2 separate regions of the Homo sapiens genome follow, and region 1 is linked to region 2. Evidence: read pairs that join two places in POLR2A ChIA-PET (ENCODE). Cell type or tissue: A673. All regions are shown on one strand. Links, peaks and the distances in the headings refer to the core of each region. The heading gives the core; the rest is flanking DNA.

Evidence for each region. Peaks named below come from ENCODE experiments on the same cell type or tissue, not always from the same donor. Only the 100,000 strongest peaks of a DNase experiment are listed, where the experiment ranks them.
Region 1: POLR2A ChIA-PET joins it to region 2 with 10 read pairs; 3 of 35 experiments call an interaction of 5 or more read pairs at or near these places.

The regions. Positions count from the first base shown.
Region 1 is chr5:139,065,497-139,075,875 of GRCh38, reverse strand. All of the region lies in intron 3 of SIL1 (SIL1 nucleotide exchange factor), which reads left to right. Among named protein-coding and RNA genes, the nearest start is that of SIL1, 130 kb to the left of the region's middle. In A673, for the core only: no CTCF peak of the experiment used is centred there; no DNase peak of the experiment used is centred there.
Region 2 is chr5:139,241,999-139,252,377 of GRCh38, reverse strand. No RefSeq gene overlaps it. Among named protein-coding and RNA genes, the nearest start is that of SNHG4, 27 kb to the left of the region's middle. In A673, for the core only: no CTCF peak of the experiment used is centred there; a DNase peak (open chromatin) is centred at 5,837; H3K27ac peaks cover 1,123 bases.

The sequences.
Region 1 (10,379 bases), core at 1,335-9,334, 180 kb after region 2:
ATGGAGGAGATTGTGAAGTCCAGATGCCTGGAAAGTAGACCTTGTGAAAGGTCATTGCAGATTCTGTCATTATGACAGCCACAGCCTCCAAAAGGAGATTGTGAAATATTTTAGTGATTTGGCAAAACTAAAATCAATTCAGTATAATGGGGCATTGACACACAGAATCACCATCTCCCACATAGAAAATAGATATTCCTGCTTTACCTTGACATTTATTCCCCATAAACACACTAGCGTTTATGTAGCATTACCTTATGATTGTGTTTTATTCCCTATGACATGCTCTGTTACTGATGTCTGCAGAGTCAGGGAGGCGGCAGCGACTGTGTAGGGTGTCCAGGAGCAGTTTGTTTTTAAGGAACTAGTTTCAGTTTTGCATAGTTAGTAGGAGTAGACATAAAAACTAGGCACACGTATCATTTTCATGCATCTCAGTGGTTGCTACATACTCAGAAAAGTCCTTGGATTATTGCTTTTCCTCTATAGAGTAGTTTGGACTAATGTCCTTGTTTTGAGATATCTCCTGCTGCAGAGGGAAAATAAAGTTCTAGGGGATGGGAGTTTTTAAAATGTCATGCTTCCATCCATCTGCCTCCAGGCAGAACTGCACTGAACCCTGTCCAGGTTGGTTAGGACACTCTTCTTTCAGAGGTTTCTGTGGATAGTGCTTTCAGACTCTGGTTGGTAATTTCTGCTTCTCAGTCATAATGGGTGTTTAGTATTAAACATAACCTCATAAAAAGAGATTCTGGCCAGGCACGATGGCTCACGCCTATAATCCCAGCACTTTGAGAGGCCAAGGCGGGCAGATCATGAGGTCAGAAGTTCAAGACCAGCCTGGCAAACATGGTGAAACCCCATCTCTACTAAAAATACAAAAATCAGCTAGACATGGTAGCATGTGCCTGTAATCCCAGCTACTCAGGAGGCTGAGGCAGGAGAATCGCTTGAATCCGGGAGGCGGAGGTGCAGTGAGCCAAGATTGTGCCATTGCACTGCAGCCTGGGTGACAGAGCAAGACTGTGCCTCAAAAAAAATAAAAATAAAAAAGACAGAGAGAGAAAGAGATGCTTAGTTCTGAAGGCAAGAGGGGATGAAGGGAAATGATTCCTATTTTAAAAAACTCTTTAATCCCTTCCACTCCCACCTCACAAACTACGGCCAATGTGGGAGCAAATCCTCCTGAAGTACACATTCTCTTTCACTCTGGCTTCACTGTGCGATCCTTGAGGGTCAGATTGGCTGGTCAGGTGAGGGCTCTGTTCAAGGTCATGTGGAATAAAGGCATTGAGGTTGAACTCAGCATCTTGTTCGTTGATTTGCATTTGTGCAAGGCCCCTGTTCCCAGACTTCTGGACCATTTCCTTGTAAAGCCTAACCCTAGCAAAATATCTGTCAGGTATTTCATTGTGAATATATAGTTTATATTTTTATTTATGTATATTATTTGTTAAAAATTGACAGGAAAATTTGTATGTATTTTCCATGTACAACATGATGTTTTAAAGTATAAATAGACCAGCCATGATGGCTCATGCCTATAATCCCAGCACTTTGGGAGGCCAAGGCAGGAGGATTGCTTGAACCCAGGAGTTCAAGACCAGCCTGGGAAACATAGTAAGACCTTGTCTCTACAAAAAATTAAAACATTAGCTGGGTGTGGTGATGCATGCTTGTAGTCCCAGCTACTCCGGAGGCTGGGGTGCGAGGATCTCTTGAGTCCAAGAGTTCAAGGTTGCAGTGAGCTGTGATTGCACTACTGCATTCCAGCCTGGGTGACAGAGTGAGTCCTTGTCTCAAACAACAAAACAAACTAAAGTATAGCTATGTTGTGGAATGACTAAATCTAGCTAATTAACATATGCATTACCTCACATAGTTATCATATTTTTGGTGAGAACACTTTACATTCTTTCTCTTGGCATTTTTCAGGAATACAATGTATTATTATTATTTATGTATTTTTTTTTTTGAGATGGAGTTTTGCTCTTGTTGCCCAGGCTGGAGTGCAATGGTGTGGTCTTGGCTCACTGCAACCTCCGCCCCAGCCTCCCAAGTAGCTGGGATTATAGGTGCCCACCACCAAGCCTGGCGAATTTTTTGTATTTTTACCATGTTGGCCAGGCTGGTCTCAAACTCCTGACCTCAGGTGATCCACCTGCCTCGGTCTCCCAAAGTGCTGGGATTACAGGTGTGAGCAACTGCACCCAGCCACAATATATTATTAACTATAGTTACCATGTTATACAATAGATCTCTTGAATTTATTCCTCCTATCTAACTGAAACTTTGTATCCTTTGACCAACATCTCCCCAGCCTCTACCCCACCTCCTCAACTACCGCAGTCCTGGTTAACTATGATTCTGCTCTCTGCTTCTATGAGATCAACTTTTTTAGATTCCACATGTAAGGGAGATAATGTGTATTTGTCTTTCTGTGCCTGGCTTATTTCACTTCACATAATTCTTCTAGGCTCACCCATATTATTGCAAATGACAGGATTTCCTTATTTTTTATGGTTAAACAGTATTCCATATTTTCTGTATTCTATTCCTGCATTGATGGAGATTGAGGATGATTCCATGTCTTGGCTATTGTGAATAACGTAGTAAACATGGGAGTGCAGACGTCTCTATGACATGCTGATTTTATTTCCTATGGTTATTTACCCAGTAGTGGCATTACTGGATCATATGGTAGTTTTATTTTTAATTTTTAAAGGAACCTCCATACTATTTTTCATAATGACTATTCTAATTCACATTCCCATCAGCAGTGTACAAAGCTTCTCTTTTCTGTACATCCTTGCCAACACTTTTCTTTTGTCTTTTTGGTAGTAGCCATTCTGACAGGTGTCTGGTGATACTTCATTGTGATTTTAATTTGTGTTTCCCTGATGATTAGTGATGTTGATCTTTTTTTTATATACCTGTTGGCCATTTGTATGTCTTCTTTTGGCAACTGCCTATTTAGGTCCTTTGCCCATTTTAAAATCAGGTTATTTGTTTTTTGCTGTTGAGTTGAGTTCCATATTTATTTTGGGTATTTATCACTATCAGATGTACAGTTTGCAAGTATTTTCTCCCATTCTGTAGATTGTCTCTTCACTCTATTGATTGTTTTATTTGCTGTGCAGAAGCTTTTTAGTTTGATGTAATCCTATTTGTCTATTTTTGCTTTTGATGCCTGTGCTTTTAGGGGTCAAATCTAAAAAGTCATTCTCAGACTAATGTCATGGAGCTTTCCCACTGTATTTTCTTCCAGTAGTTTCATGGTTTGGGGTCTTATATTTAAGTCTTCAATCTATTTTGATTTGATTTTGCATATGGTATATGACAAATATACCAAGGGTCTAATTTCATTCTTTTACATGTGGATATTCCATTTTGCCAATACCATTTATTGAAGAGACTGTCCTTTCCCCATTTTATCTTTGTGGCACCTTTGTCAAAAATCAATTGGCTGTAAATGCATGTATGGATTTATTTCTGGTTTTATATTCGCAATATACTTTTGATTCGTTGAATTCATCTCTATTTCGCAGGATGTGTTAGTACGTGTTTGAATAGTGTATGTTATTTATGACTGGTATTCTGAGTTATTTTTCATTTTAGAATGTATTAATATGTTTTAGGTATATAATTTATAATAGACCCCAATTATAACAGCATATTTTAAAGAAGCCCAAATGGACCCTTCCTATAATAAAAGATACCAAATGATTGGTTTGTTTTTTGCAGCTACCTCCCCTTTTTCTTTTTAAAATATATGCCACAGTTTTATACTTTTAATAGTTTTGAAGTAATTTATTTTGTGCCTAGAAAAGGAATTATGTATTTTTTCCATGAATGTGTCATGTTTTTAGCAACTTGTAATCCCAGAAAAATTAAATAAATAAAAATTTGCTTGCCAGGAGCGGTGGCTCATGACTGTAATCCCAGCACTTTGGGAGGCTGAGGCGGGGGGACCATGAGGTCAGGAGTTCAAGACCAGCCTGACCAAGATGGTGAAACCCCGTCTCTACTAAAAATACAAAAATTAGCCAGATTTGATGGTGGGTGCCTGCAATCCCAGCTACTTGAGAGGCTGAGGCAGAGAATCGCTTGAACCGGGAAGGTGGAGGTTGCAGTGAGCTGAGATCGCACCACTGCACTCCAGCCTGGGCGACAGAGTGAGACTCCGTCTCAAAAAAAAAAAAAAAAAAATGCTAATAATAAAAGGTATGAATGCTCACTATAAAAAAATCCTAATTATAGAAATGTATAATTTAGGAAGTACAAGTCCTTCTAAGTCCAGTTTCTTCACCAGAGATAACATATACTCCTTTAAGACTCTTTTTATTATAAAGTTAAACACAGATATAGAAAATTATACAAAATATGTAGCTTAATGAGTTATTACCAGGTGAAGTCACACCCAAGTCAGGAAATAGAACTTTGCCGAGCACTTCAGCAGGTCCCTCCAACTGTAATATTTCCCTCCTACCAAATGTAACCACTCTCCTGATTTTTACAATAATTGCTCCTTTGCATTTTCAAATAGTTTATGACTAAGTTTTGCACCCAAGACTATAGTGTTGCCCATTTAAGAAACGTTGTTATATCCTTTAAGTCTCTTTGAATCTACAGGTTACCTATCTATTCCCCACCCCCACCCCCTGCTTTTTTTTTTCTTCTTCTTCTTATAAATTGTCTGTTGAAGAGCTCAGGCCATTTCCCAGGCTAAATTTTGCTGATTTCATAAATGATGCAGTTCGGCATGTTTCTCCAACCTCTGTATTTCTTGCAAATTGTCAGCTGGATCCAGGGGCTCAATCGGACACAGGTTCCATTCCTTTGGGAAAACTATAGGCAGTTTTGTGCTCTTTCATTAGGAAGTGCTTAATGTCTGATTGATTCTCTTTTTGTGGGATTGCAAGAGGGTGATACTCAAATCTATCATTTCTTTTTTATTTTTAGCTGCACTACTTTTATAAAGAGGTATTTCCCCATATATATTATTTTGTTACTCAGTGGTAAAATTCATACAGGAAAGACAGGATAAATGTTTGGTTCTTTTTTCCTTATTTACCAGTTTTCAAGATAATGAGTTGATCCTCTGAAGATGACCAATTAAGATGTTTTTTTTCCCTTTACAAACTCACAGGTTCAAAGCATATTTTATGGGCTTTAATTCATTGTAATTATTACTTTTATTGAAGTTGAAATTGTTTGATTTTTGGTCAGTTGAAGGTTTTCAAATGAGTTCTTTTCATGTTACTCTAATAGTCTTTGATAGTTTTCTTGCTGTCTGGTTTGACAAGATATTCTAAGCTCGTCTTGTACATTTCCTTCCCAGGACTGGAATTAGCTGTTTCTCTAAGAAGTTTTAAGACTACATTCTGGCCATTAGGTCGCTCATTACTGCTGTGTTGGTCATTGTTTCTAGGCCTTTTCTGTTGACAAGAGATAGGAAATATATGTTATAATCCTCATACATTCAAGTGGGTACTGCCTATTCATATTCCGGCTGGCAGGGTTTTTATTTAATCTCTTCGATATTACATCTGCCTCTTTTTTTCCCACACCGAGAGTCCTGATTCTGGACACAGGGGATTATACAATTAGAATATGTAATAATTTTACTGATTTGATCTGTCTCATTTTGTACATGCAACAGTTTCAGAATGGCAGTAATACTATCCCTGATATGATTACTGAAAATAGTTTAAAACATTTTTTTGTGTGTGCTCTCATTGTTCTTAACCAGCTGTGTTGTATGTATATTCTCAGAGTAGCCATTATATACTTCCTTTTTAGCCCTTATTTAAGGCATTTATACAAATAACTATATATGTAATGTTTACCGCCGGTCTTACTTATTTTCATTGTCTGGGATGTATTTTCTAGTAAATTCTTCAGGAAGAGCCCATCGAAACAGTAATCTCTGTGTTTTTGTATGTTAACTTTGTCAGTGTTCTTTACATCCCAAAGCACTTTGGTAGGATATAAAATCCTTGGCTCACATTTTCTTTCTTTGAGTACTTCATCTTCTGCTGGCAGTAGGCTTTGCTGTTAAAAATGCTGATGACAATCTAATTTTCTTTATAAGTTACTTGCTGATTTTTGCTTATATGCCCAAGTGATCTTTCCTTTGCCTTTAAAATCCAATTATTTTACTAGAATATGCCTTACTGTTGGACATCCCTGGTCAGTATTCTTAGGTATACAGTGTGTTATTTCAATACATAGTTTTAAGTATTTTTTTCATTTCAGGAAAGCTTTCTTGAATTATAATTCTTTTTTGTTGCTCGTTTTTATGTGAAATTAGATTTCTTGAGCTTTTAAAAAGAAACATGGTTTTTGGTATTCTGTTTGCTTGTTTAGGGTTTCTTATATTTATGTTGGGTCTTCTTTTGTCTTTCTTCATTGTTTATTAGTTTGTTACAAACCTTACTTTTTCCATTTCTGTTTGGTTTTTCCAACTTTCCTCCTTTTCATGTTCTATTTATCTTAAGGCATTTTCTGTTGTGATTATTTGTTCTTTTATTTCTGATTCTTCATTGAGTTCTAGCACCTCATTTCTTTTTATTTAATTTTTTTTTAGAGGCAGAATCTCGCTCTGTTACCCAGGCTGGAGTGCAGTGGTGCTATCATAGCTCACTGCAATCTTGAGCTCCTGGGCTCAAGTGATCCTCCCACCTCAGCCTCCCAAGTAGCTGGGACTGCAGGTGCATGCCACCATTCCTGACTGACTTTTTTATTTTTAGTAAAGATGAGGTCTTGCTGTGTTACCTGGGCTGATCCTGAAATCCTGGTTGCCCAGGCTGGTCTCAAACTCCTGGCCTCAAGTGATCCTGCTGCCTCAGCTTCTCAAAGTGCTGGGATTACAGGTGTGAGTCACCATACACAGCCTCTAGCACCTCATTTCTGATTTTTGTTATTGAGTATCTTGTACCATTTAACAAATGTCTTTAGTGCATTTTGAAACAGGAAGTTACAGTTTTTATATGTTTGTGGCCATGTCTTTCTGGCTTACTTTCATTGTATGTAGGGATGTTATTCTTTTCTTTCTTCTTCTTTTTATTATAATTTTATTGTATAGGATTGTACCATAATACTTTCTATTGCTCATTTTTATGTGAAATTAGGTTTCTTGAACTTTTAGAAAAAAGCATGGCTTTAATTACCTTTTCTAAATCCATAGTGCTTTCTCTTCTTTTTTTTTTTTTTTTTTTCCTTTTCATTCTGAGTCAAGCTTGAGAAAGTTTTCTCTTCTCTTGTTTTCAGGTAGTGTTCAAAAACATGGCAGCTTGCTTTATGAGGTTTCCTGGCTCTGTTTTACTCCTCCAGTTTTATCTGGACTCTGTTTCCTTTATTTCTGTCGTCCAAGTCTACTCAGTTTTGATTTCACTTCTAGCCGTATTTTCTCAGTGTGGGGCCCTGTCCTGGTAGGGAGCACTGGTTAATTTTGAGAGTTCAGGGGACTAGACAGCTGTGGCCCCTTGAAGTCCTACCCCAGACTTCTTGTCCTTGTCCACTGTTAGACATAGGTTCACTTGCTGTTACCCATTGGCCCACTATAATTTTTAGTGAATGCCTATCAGCTACTTAGGTGTTTTCTTGTTCTTAGGTCTCTCAGCCAACTTGTTGCTTCCCAATACCTTTGCACTTGGTTTTGATAGAAATGTTGCTCATGGGTTTAGTTTTGCTCTCTAGTCAGTCTGTTTTTATGTGAGGATTTGGTAGATTAGACGACGTTGCTTTTGCCACATTAACATATGTTCTTTAAAAAGAAAGATGAAATCATATATATGCAACTTATTTTTGCTTAGTTTTAGTGATCTTGTTTATGTCAGTACAAAGCTCCCTCTTTTTTGTTGAAGACTAATATATTCCATTGAAGGGATATGCTGTATTGTGTAACAAATCCCCTACTGATGGACATTTGTATTGCTTCTCATTGTTTACAATTATTAGAATGCTATAGTGAACACTCTATCCATATATCATTGTGCACTTCTGTGAACATTTCTATTAGATAAATTCCTAGACATAGCATCTGCTGGGTCAAATGGAATGAACAGTTACAGTTTTGATAGATGTTGCCAGATGCCCAAAAGCCTTGCACTAATTTATCCTTACCTACAGTTATTAGGATGCCGGTTGCTGCAAGGCCTTGCCATTATTGGCCCAGAGGCTCTTCAAGGTATGAGTGTTTATGTATGTGTTTTGAGAGTGATTTACAGTTTTCTCTAAGAAACTCATGAGACCTATGGACCTTTTTAGAAAAATGTAAATGTGTACTTAAAACTTTCACATATAATCTCAGAGGCTTCACCAGCTGGTCTCTAGTAATATTGTTCTTATTCTTGTTTTCCTAACCACCAACCACTTCTGCTTGATGAACTAGGAAATACTTGAATGTTTAAGGATAAAGAGCAGTTGTAGAGCTATGACCAATAGTTCATCAAATCCTGTTATCAGAGGTGATAATACTCTGAAGCCCATGATAAAGTCTGATGTGTGTGGTTTAGTAGTAGTTAAGAACTAAACAACACTTCTATCCCATTCTATTTTGATGCTTGCTTGTTTCTGTCTTTGCAATTCTCAGTCTTTGTATCTTTCTCTTATTTTCCTTGTGGGTTGAGGAGTGATGCTGTGGAATTAAAATACATTTAAAAATAAGAAGTTTATTTTCCCCTTATCCCAAGTTAAAGGCTATCTTTGCAACATCCTTCTGCCCCACATTTCAGAAAGAGGAAATTGTTTTTCTTTCCATAATGCTCACTCATCTTTGTTTTAGAACATATACACAATGGACATTCGCTATGTACCAAGCACTCTGTTCAGCAATGCAGGGAATATAAAGATGTTCTGACTTCAAGAATAATACAATCTATTGGGGAAAACTTGGCAAGTATTATAATTTTTATGGATTTGTTTCCCTCACTAGACCAGTGATCTCTTCAAGAGTAGAGAGGCAACATGGCGAAACCCTGTCTGTACAAAAATACAAAAATTATCTGGGTGTGGTGTGCATGCTTGTAGTCCCAGGTACCAGGGAGGCTGAGGTGGGATGATCACTCGAGCCTGGGAGGTCAAGGCTGCAGTGAGCCGTGATCATACCACTGCACCCCAGCGTGGGCAACAGAGTGAGACCCTGTCTCAAAAAAATAATAAATAAAAGTAAAGTAAAAAGAGTAGAGAGGCCATGTCTCACTTTTAATTTTCCTAAAACCTGGCACATAGTAGATGGTCAGTAAATGTCTGTTTAATGATTAACAAGAAGCCAAATGACTAAGAGAAAATGAATAGAGGAAGTGTCATTAGAAAAGAATAAGCAAGGCACTAGAGATTGAAAGGATGGAAAGATAATGTATAAAACTGCATGGAGTTGTTGCTCAAGCTAGCCTATTAAAAAATGGACTGTCACTTGAGCTTGGGAGGTCAAGGCTGCAGTGAGCTGTGACTGCACCACTGTACTCCAGCCTGGGTGGCAGAGCAAGACTCCATCTCAAAAAAAAAAAGCATTGAAATTTGACAGGCAAAAAGCAAGGAAAGAGATGGCATTAAGGACTAAGAAAAGCATAGGGGGAGTTTAGCCAGAGCGTGGGGTAGCTGTGGATGAGGGGCGATAAGGCAGAGAATATCAGCAAGGATTTCATTAGGTTAGGCAGGCCTTGAACACCATGAGATAGTATTATTGGTACTTCGGAGGGCAGCAGGGAGCCACTGAAGGCTTGTAAGAAGGAGAGTGCCAACAAGCCTGTCCTGGGGGATGCTGTACTTAACTGCAGTGGCACAAGGAGGGAACATTTATCTTTTCAGTGGGGGCTGGGTCTCATGATCTCCTGAAGTTCTTTCTAGCTCAGAATGCTGAGGTCCTGAAGTTATGAGGGATTTGCCTTCTCTTTTATAAATCTGAAATGGAAGTTTGAAAGAGGATATCAGAGAGATGACTTGTTGGGAGACGACTTCTGTCAAAAGTGATCCAGACCACAAGTAGTCAGTAGGGCCTGAATCTGCCTATGAATAGGAGGGAGCACCAAGGCCAGAGGTTCCATATACTTCTGCCTGGGTACTTGGAGAAGACTCAGGAGTGTATAGTGGGTAGAGTGTTTCTCATCAAGTGACAGCACAGAGTTCCCATTAGTTGCCCAGGATTGGGTGTATGGGGGTGCAGTTGGGGGCAGCATCAGCTGTTGTGAAGGTGGGGTGGAGGTGTGAGGCAGGCTGCTTGTTGGAAGTGTGCACAGCAGCAGCTTTGCTGGAGCACCAACCTTGTGTGCATTGGCCTAGAACATCCAGGCCTCCTTGCCCATGCTTGGGTGGGCACCTGTCAGCACAGCCCTCTGAGGAGCAGAAACCCAGAGCAGGGTAGCTGCTTTTATAAG
Region 2 (10,379 bases), core at 1,446-9,445:
CCTTCAGCAGGAGGCTCTTTCCATAGTCCAGGTGAGAGATAATGGTTATTATCTAATTTAATCTCTAACTAAAGGGCCATTATGAAGATTAAATAAGACAACACATTTAGGGTGCCTGATGCATAGTGGGTGCTTAGTACAATAGAGCAAGGAGCAGCGTTTCAAGAGGAGGAAATGAAAATCTCTGGGTTTGAACATTATTCTTTTATGCTCAGTATGTGGCTTGGCTCAGGGCTTATAAGGAAGAGAAAACTCATTTCTTGACTTTGAGGTGCTGAGTTGGGTGGGTTGGACATTCCTGCAAGAAATAATTCCAACATGACGGGCTAAGTTCTACAGCTGGTTCAGCATAGGGATTCTGAGGGTGCTGGGAGGAATGCCTGATTTGGGCAAAGTACCAAAGAGGAGACTTAGTGTTAGCTAAACAGAGAAGAGAGAAAGGGACTGTTAGGCAGAAAGTACAGCATTCTCAAAAGCCCAGAGGTGTTTCTGTGCCCACTTTAACAGCAACCATCCTTCTGTGAGGCTCGGAGGAGGTGGCTGAGCCAGGTCAAACTCAGAGCTGTCTGAATTTCAAGACCTACATTTCCATCTACCCCGACACACTGCTGGTCCTATGTGACAAGCCCCTCCTGCACTTAACTCATGGTCTTGCTGGTTATACCCCCAGCAGACCCTGCCATGCAGTGGATTGAGGAGTTCTCAAAATGCTGAGGCCTTTTATCCTCAAACTAGTATTACTGTAACACTAAATAGCACCTACAGAGGGAGAGGAAATTGTTCTGTTGGGGTATGGGGCTCCTGTGGCCAAGGCTTTGGCAAGCCTCTGGCTACAGGGGAAATGTGAGTGCTGTGGTCCTGAGGCCCCTCTCCCACAGACTCACCAGCACTGATTCAAAAAACCCTGCAAAATACTCCGCCCATTTTACAGATGGAGAAAAGTGCCCTCTGCCGGCAGAAGACTTTGGCGTGAAAATGAACTTCCTCTTGGCCTTGGAAATCACCAGTTACAATTCAGCTGGGTGAGCTTCCCTCCAGAGAGGCATGGGAAAGAGAAACAAAGAAGCAGGAAAGCCAAAAGGACAACAGAGAGCTAGAAAAACTGAGGATAACACTATTAGAGGATGCAGAATGAATCGGGGCAGGAAGGGGCAGAATGTCTGAGGAAAGTTATTTAAAAAAAAAAAGAAAACAGCTGAAAAGTAATAAGGAGAAAATGCATTTCTCTGAAATAAATGCCAGCTGATCATTGTCCCCTCTGTTTCTAGAGAGCGATATAGCAGCTTCAGCATCTGCACTCAGTTCACTCTCACTGGCACCCCGCGGGAGAGGCAGGGCGGCGATGGCTCCCCATGAGCTTCTCGTCCTTCCATTCCTTCATTCCTTAAACAGATATTTATTAAGAACTGACTTTGGTGCCGGGCGCGGTGGCTCACGCCTGTAATCCCAGCACTTTGGGAGGCCGAGGCGGGTGAATCATGAGGTCAGGAGATCGAGACCATCCTGGCTAACAAGGTGAAACCCCGTCTCTACTAAAAATACAAAAAAAAAAAATTAGCCGGGCGCGGTGGCGGGCGCCTGTAGTCCCAGCTACTCGGGAGGCTGAGGCAGGAGAATGGCGTGAACCCGGGAAGCGGAGCTTGCAGTGAGCCGAGATTGCGTCACTGCAGTCCGCAGTCCGGCCTGGGTGACAGAGCGAGACTCCGTCTCAAAAAAAAAAAAAAAAAAAAAAAAAAAAAAAAAAAAAAAAGAACTGACTTTGGGTCAGAGACTGTTCAAGGTGCTGGGGTTATAATTTTTTTTTTTTTTTGAGACAGGGTCTCACTCTGTTGCCCAGGCTGGAGTGCAGTGGTGCAATCTCAGCTCACTGCAACCTCCGCCTCCCGGGTTCAAGCCATTCTCATGCCTTAGCCTCCCAAGTAGCTGGGATTACAGGCATGTGCCACCATCCCTGGCTAATTTTTGTATTTTTAGTAGAGACGAGGTTTCCGCTAGGTTGACCAGGCTGGTCTCCAACTCCTGACCTCAAGTGATCCACCTGCCATGACCTCTCAAAGTGCTGGGATTACAGGTGTGAGCCACTGCGCCCGGCCTGGTGCTGGGGATATAATTGTGAGCAGGCAATAAACAGGTAAGTGAGTTAATAAACCCATTTTAGACAGCAGCACATACAATGAAGAAAATGAAACAGTAAAACGATGGGATGTGTCCAGGAGGCTGCCTCCCAACTAAGGTGTTCTCACCTGGGCAACGACAGCAGTTAACAGGACCTTCCTCACCAGGTCACCGTGAGGATTGTAGGACTTAATGGATGTAAGCGCTGAGCACAGTGCCTGGCAGACAGCGACTCTCATCATTATTATCCTAGTGCAGGCAGGGTCCATTTCTTAGAGGGTGTTTTGTTACCATTGTTGGACTGTGTGCTCTTTGAAGGAAAGGACTATTGTGTATATTGTTTTCTGTTGAAAAGACAACCCCACAGCACAATTTCTGGCATATAATCAGTAAATATTTGTTGGATAAGTAAGCAAATTCCACCCCCTCGCCTTTTTTTATTTTTATTTTTTGAAATGCAGTCTTGCTCTGTCGCCCAGGCTGCAGTACAGTAGCACAACCTTGGCTCACTGCAACCTCTGCCTCCTGGGTTCAAGCAATTATCCTACCTCAGCCTCCAAAGTAGCTGGGATTACAGGCATGCACCAACATGCCTCGCTAATTTTTGTTTGTTTGTTTGTTTGTTTTTTAGTAGAGATGGCATTTCACCATGTTGGCCAGGCTGGTCTCAAACTCCTGACCTCAAGTGATCCACCCACCTCCGCCTCCCAAAGTGCTGGGATTACAGGCATGAGCCACCACACCCGACCACAAATTCTCAGTTCACCAATAGAGAAACCAAGGCCCACTGGGCACAGTGGCTCACACATGTAATCCCAACAGTTTGAGAGGCCAAAGTGGGCAGCTCTCTTGAGCTGAGGAGTTCAAGACCAGCCTGAGCAACATGGTGGAACCCCCATCTCTACAAAAAATACAAAAAATTAGCCGGGCATGGTGGCACACACCTGTATTTCCAGCTACTCAGGAGGCTAAGGTAGGAGGATGGTTTGAGCCTGAGAGGCAGAAGGTTGCAGTGAGCCAGGATTGTGCCACTGCACTCCAGCCTGGACAACAGAGCTAGACCCTGTCTCAAAAAAAAAAAAAAAAAAGAAAAGAAAAAAAGCGAGAAACCAAGAACCAAGGCTGAGAGTTTTGAGGATTAAAACCATCCAGCTAAGTTAGTGGCAGAACCTAAACCTCTGGATGAGAAGGATCCAGACCCAGGGATTGGTAGAGCTCAGTCCTGATGGCTCTAGAGCCCATGTGCTCTCTGGATAAAGGTTGATGGAGAATGGTGGGATGTGGCTGGAAGAGATCCAGAGAGGCTTTTGATCCCACCTCAAAAGTGGGCTTAAAAGGACCCCTGTGCCCTGTGACTCTCCTTATTCTCCCAATCTCTCTTGACCAACTACAAAGACAAGAAGAGCTTGGCACCCGCCAAAAAGACATCTGAATCTTGCTCATTCTTGCAGCCAAGGGCTATTCCCCAGCAGCAAGCCACATTTCCTGCAGAATCATCCATTTCTTTCACCCTTGGCTACTGAGTTTTCCTTTCTTCTTTCTTTTTCTTTTTCTTTTTTTTTTTCCTTTGAGACGGAGTCTTGCTCTTGTTGCCCAGGCTAGAGTACAATGGCGCGATCTCGGCTCACCGCAACCTCCACCTCCCAGGTTCAAGTGATTCTCCTGCCTCAGCCTCCCAAGTAGCTGGGATTACAGGCATGCACCACCACACCCGGCTAATTTTGTATTTTTAGTAGAGATGGGTTTTCACCATGTTGATCAGGCTGGTCTCGAACTCCCAACCTCAGGTGATCTGCTTGCCTCAGCCTCCCAAAGTGCTGGGATTACAGGCGTGAGCCACCGCATCTGGCCCAGCTTTCCTTTTTCCTGTCCTTTCCTTCTGCCCCCCTTGCCTAAAGCTTTCCCTTTCGGAGCCCTGTCTCTTCCCCTCTCATTCATTCCTCTTGTTCCAGATCTCTGATCTTTATATACCTCCCCTTCTCCTTTCCCTCCTTCCCTCCCTCCATAAAGCAATAGCCTTGCTCTTTCCTCCCTAGATTGAAGGGCAGTAGTGTAGTAAAACAAATCGCTATCAACAAAAGTACATTTCCACAGTATTCATCCCCATGCCTCTGAGAAGATTTATCAGGGTCTCTCACCCTGCACTGTTATGTAAATATAATCTAACAGAAATATGATATCTAAGGAGTCTGAGGATAAAGTCTCCATAAAAACTATCAATTACTCACTGTGGCTTGGGTTTGGTTAACTCACTCACTGCCTTGCCTGGCTCCTGCCTTTCCCCATCTTGGGGGACAACTTGACAGGTGGTGACAGCTTATAAAAGATGCTTTCTGCTTCCTTGGGCCCTAGGAGGTCATCTGGAGGATCAAATGTTTGCAAAGTGCTTGAGAAATTATAAAGTGCTACATAATTCAAGGGTATCATTATTTCTATTGTCATGTGGGCTGTCTCTATGCCTCTTTGATTTGACAGATGTCTGCTCTGCCTGCAAGCCTCAGCTAACCCCATGCTTGGGTATCTATAGCCTCCTTTTGCCTGCCTGCACCTATAAGCATTACTATCTGATTTCCCTCTTTCTAGGTAGTCCCTGGGAACCCTGGAATCACATTGATGTCTGTTTGTCCTAATAGTTGAATAGGAAGATAAGCTGTTGATGGGGCTGAGAATCCTCTGAGTAGCCCTCCACATTTCCACCCCGGAGAGTGGGGCAGGTATAGAAAGGGACGGAGAACTAGAAGGGAGGCTAGAGTTGAAGCCAGACCCCAGAGCAGCTGTGCCAAGGGCCTCAAGATTGCATGTGCTGCCCTAGATTACTCAGGGGGCTGTGCTCAAAGAGGCCTACACTGCCCTCTGTTCCCAAGACAGGAAGAGGAGCCTGGCAGTTAAAGGCCCAGGATGTGAGTCCTGGGTTTAAGCCCCAGTTCTGCTACTTTTCTCTTTTTTTTTTTTTTGAGACGGAGTCTCGCTCTGTCACCCAGGCTGGAGTGCAGTGGCGAGATCTCGGCTCACTGCAAGCTCCGCCTCCCGGGTTCACGCCATTCTCCTGCCTCAGCCTCCTGAGTAGCTAGGACTACAGGCGCCCGCCACTGCGCCCGGCTAATTTTTTTGTATTTTTAGTAGAGACGGGGTTTCACCGTGTTAGCCAGGATGGTCTCGATCTCCTGACCTTGTGATCCGCCCATCTCGGCCTCCCAAAGTGCTGGGATTACAGGCGTGAGCCACCGCGCCCGGCCGAGCTCTTCTACTTTTCACATTTCCTCTCACTTTTCTTATTTGCCAGATGCCGGTGATAATGGTATCTGTATTAGAGTTGTTGTAAGGAATAAATGAGACAGACTTGTGAAGACCTTAGCATGGAGCAAAACCATTTTGTTGTTTTAAGCGTCAATCAGAATGCTTTCTAGATCATGTGCCTTGCCGGTCAAAGATCTGGCCATGAGGGTACAGAACTTGCCTGGTCACCTTTCCTAGGAAAGGGCCCTTAGATGTGGGTTGTGTCCATTCCCCCTTGGGATCAGGCTGCTTTAACCCAGCAGCCCCTAGGGGCTGCAGTTTAGGTACTGTAGGAGGCAATAGAAAGGCAAGAAGAGATTGGGGGAGGTGGGTGTCTCTTATGTAGAAATGTCAAGAGTCAGAGCTGAAAGTGAGGGAGGTGGCGGGGGTGGGGGGAGGAAGGAAGAATATAGGATGTCTCTAAGCTGCCAGAATCCGGATGGGGCTGCAACTCTGGGGCCCTGGCACTTCCTGCCACCCCCAGTCTTGGGAATGAGTCACTAGAGGGAGGAGTGCTGGAGCCATCATGCTCGGCCCACAGAGCATCGGGTTCTGTTCCCCAAAAGAGGACTGGTGGGAGGCAGAGGGAGATCCAGAGCTTAGGGGCCAAGGGGAGCTAGTCCAGGGGAGAGGGCAGGAATTCCTAGGGCTCAGTTCACCTATTGCAAGGCCAGGGAGGCAGGCCTTATCTTCTACCTCCTGTGCCAGCTTCATTCCCCATCCTGGCCATGAAAAATCAACCTACAATTTCTCTTCTGATTTCTGCCTCTGCCTGTCCTGAGTAAACTCTATCCAGTTTTCTCCAGAGAGGGCTGTTTCATATCCTTCTGGTTACCCATAGTAGGGGAGGGGACAAGGGTCTACTCTGCCCTTTTCCACCTGGCTGACTCTTAAAGTCTCCTCCCCTTTCAAAGCCTTTCTCTCTGCTTCTGAACAACCTGCCCATGACTCTGTTTTGGCCCTTAGCTTATTTATGGGGATTTTTATTCCAGAAATGCCTTATACCTCAGCCTTCCAGCTTCTTAGTCAGGGTCTTCCTTATGTCCTTAGAACACAGCCAAATGTTAGGCATAAATGTATGGATATAGCATTGGCCCACAAATATTGTTTTTTCTTCCTCACTCCTTTAATTGTTGGCATTCCTTGGCTCTTCTTTATAGTTTTCATTTACTGAGCACCTACTATGTGCCAGATGACTTTACATATTCATGTATTTAATCCTCAAAATGACCTAATACATATTTTACAGATGAGAAAACTGAGCTCAGTGAGGTTAAGTAACTTGTCCAAGGTTACATAGTCAGCAGGTGGCAGAAATGAGATTTGACAGCAAAGCCCTCACTTTTTTGTTTTGTTTTAAAAAGCTATTGGCTGGGCGCAGTGGCTCACACCTGTAATCCCAGCACTTTGGGAGGCCGAGGTGGGCGGATCACGAGATCAAGAGATTGAGACCATCCTGGCCAACATGGTGAAACCCCATCTCACTAAAAATACAAAAAAAGACCAGGCATGGTGGCTCACGCCTGTAATCCCAGCACTTTGGGAAGCTGAGATGGGTGGATCACAAGGTCAGGAGTTCAAGAACAGCCTGGCCAAGATGCTGAAACCCCGTCTCTACCAAAAATACAAAAATTAGCCAGGCATGGTGGCACGCGCCTGTAATCTCGGCTACTCGGGAGGCTGAGGCAGGAGAATCACTTGAACCCAGGTGGCAGAGGTTGCAGTGAACTGAGATGGAGCCACTGCACTCCAGCCTGGGCGACAGAGTAAGACTCCGTCTCAAACAACAACAACAACAACAACAAAATACAAAAATTAGCTGGGCGTGGCGGCATGCGCCTGTAGTCCCAGCTATTCGGGAGGCTGAAGCAGGAGAATTGCTTGAACCCGGGAGGCGGGGGTTGCAGTGAGCTGAGATCGTGCCACTGCACTCCAGCCTGGTGACAGAGGGAGACTGTGTCTCAGAAAATAAAACAAAACACCAAGAAAACTATTGTTATTATTATTTTTAAATATAACTATTAGACGTCTTAGTGGTAACAATTTCATATAGAATTTTCTGTTACTTTGTGGGTTGCCTGTTTCTTTACTGAGATTTAATTTATACACTAGACAATTCACCCATTTAAAGCGCACAAAGTTTTTAGTATATTTACAGAGCTGTGCAACCATCAACACAACCAATCCTAGAATATTTTCATCACCACAGAAAGAAACCTCCTACCCATTTGTAGTCAATCCCAAATTGCCCCAACTCTAGGCAGCTACTAATCTATTTTCCATCTCTATAGATATGTCTAATGTGGACTTTTTATATAAATGGAATCATGCAGTGTGTGGCTTTTCCTCCCTGGCTTTTTTTTTTTTTTTTTTTGAGACGGAGTCTCACTCTGTCCCCCAGGCTGGAGTGCAGTGGCGCGATCTCGGCTCACTGCAAGCTCCACCTCCTGGCTTCACACCATTCTCCTGCCTCAGCCTCCCGAGTAGATGGGACTACAGGCGCCCACCACCACACCTGGCTAATTTTTGTATTTCTAGTAGAGACGGGGTTTCACCGTGTTAGCCAGGATGGTCTCGATCTCCTGACCTCGTGATCTGCCCGCCTCGGCCTCTCAAAGTGTCAAAGTGCTGGGATTACAGGCGTGAGCCACTACGCCCAGCTTTTTTTTTTTTTTTTTTTTTTTTTGAGACAGAGTCTCACTCTGTTGCCCAGGCTGGAGTGCAGTGGCACCATCTTGGCTCACTGTAAGCTCCGCTTCCCGGGTTCAAGCAATTCTACTGCTTCAGCCTCCTGAATAGCTGGGACTACAGGTGCACACTGCCACACCTGTCTAATTTTTTGTATTTTAGTAGAGACAGGGTTTTACTGTGTTGTCCAGGCTGGTCGTGAACTCCTGAGCTCAGGCAATCCACCTGCCTCAGCCTCCTAAAGTGCTGGGATTACAGGCATGAGCCACTGTGCCCAGCCAACTGGCTTCTTTTACTTAGCATAATGTTCTCACGATTAGTCTATGTTGTAGCATGTATCAGTATTTCATTTATTTTTATTGTTGAATAATACTCCATTGTTATACCACATTGTATTTATCCATTCAACAGTTGATGAGCATTTGGATTGTTTCCACTTTTTGGCTATGATGAATAACGTTGCTGTGAACATTCGTGTACAAATTTTTGTGTGAACACATGTTTTCAATTCCCTTGGGTACATATCTAGGTGTAGAATTTCTGGGCCATATGGTAGCTCTATGTTTAACATTTTGAGGAACTGCCAGATTGTTTTCCAAAGCAGCTGCACCATTTTGTAATACCACTAGCAGTTTACGAAGATTCCAATTTCTTCATATCCTCTCCAACACTTGTTATTATTTATCTTTTAAATTATAGCCATTCTAGTCGTGTGAAGTGGCATCTGATGTTTTGCTTTTCATTTCCTTAATGGCTAATGATGTTGATTATATATGTATTTTTTAATTTTATTGAGAAAAGGTCTCACTTTTTTTTCTTTTTTTTTCTTTTTTTACTTTTTTTTTTTTTTTTAAAGACAGAGTTTTGCTCTTTTTGCCCAGGCTGGAGTGCAATGGTGTGATCTCATCTCACTGCAAACTCTGACTCCCTGGTTCAAGTGATTCTCCTGCCTCAGCCTCCCAATTAGCTGGGATTACAGGTGCATGCCACCACTCCCGGCTAATTTTGTATTTTTAGTAGACAGGGTTTCACCATGTTGGCCAGGCTGGTCTCGAACTCCTGACCTCAGGTGATCCGCCTGCCTCGGCCTCCCAAAGCACTGGGATTACAGGAGTAAGCCACCACGCCCAGCCAAGGTCTCACTCTTTTGACCAGGCTGGAGTGCAATGCCATGATCATAGCTCACTGCAATCTCAAATTCCTGGACTGAAGCCTCCCGAGTAGCTGGGACTACAGGCACATGCTACCACATCTGGCTAATGTGGTAGCCTTTCCATGTTGTCCAGGCTGACTTCAAACTCCTGGGCTCAAGCAATCTTTTTGCCTTGGCCTCCCAAAGTGCTGGGATTACAGTGTGAGCCACTGCACCCAGCCTGATCATCTTTTTATGTGTTTATTGCCCATTTGCAGATCTTTTTTTTTTTTTTTTTTTTTTTTTTGAGATGGAGTCTCCCTCTATCGCTCAGGCTGGAGTGCAGTGGCGTGATCTCAGCTCACTGCAACCTCTGCCTCCCGGTTCAAGCGATTCTCCTGCCTCAGCCTCCTGAGTAGCTGGGATCACAAGTGTGTGCCACCATGCCTGGCTAATTTTTGTATTTTTAGTACAGACAGGGTTTCACCATGTTGGTCAGGCTGGTCTCGAACTCCTGACCTTGTGATCCGCCTGCCTCGGCCTCCCAAAGTGTTGGAATTCCAGGCATGAGCCACCACGCCCAGCCTTGCAGATCTTCTTTAGTGAAATGTCCGTTCAGATCCTTTGCCCATCTTTATTTTTGTTATTTTAAAAATTATTTTATTTTTTAATAGAGACAAGATCTTGCTATATTACCCAGGCTGGTCTTGAACTCCTGGGCTCAAGTGATCATCCCACTTCACCTTCCCACATAGCTGGTACTACAGGTGTGTGCTACCCACTGCTTGTCACCTCAAATCTATTCCATTGATCTACAAGTCTGTCTTTAGGCCAGTACTACACTGTCTTGATTATTATAGATTTGTAGTAAGGTTTGAAATCAGAAAGCCTTAATCCTCAAACTTTGTTCTTTTTCAAGATTGTTTTGGTTATTCTAGGTCTCTTGCATTTCCATATAATTTTTAGGATCAGCTTGTCAATTTCTGCAAGGAAACCAGCTGAGATTTTGATAGAGATTCTGTTGAAGCTGTAGATCAATTTGGGGAGAAAGCCCTTGCCTTTAGCCAAGACACCATACCATCTCTCCATTCCAGTGCAAATGGAGAAAAGAAAAGCATATAAGAGGGGACAGAGAGAAGAGAAGAGGAGGAAGAGGAGAAAGGAAGAA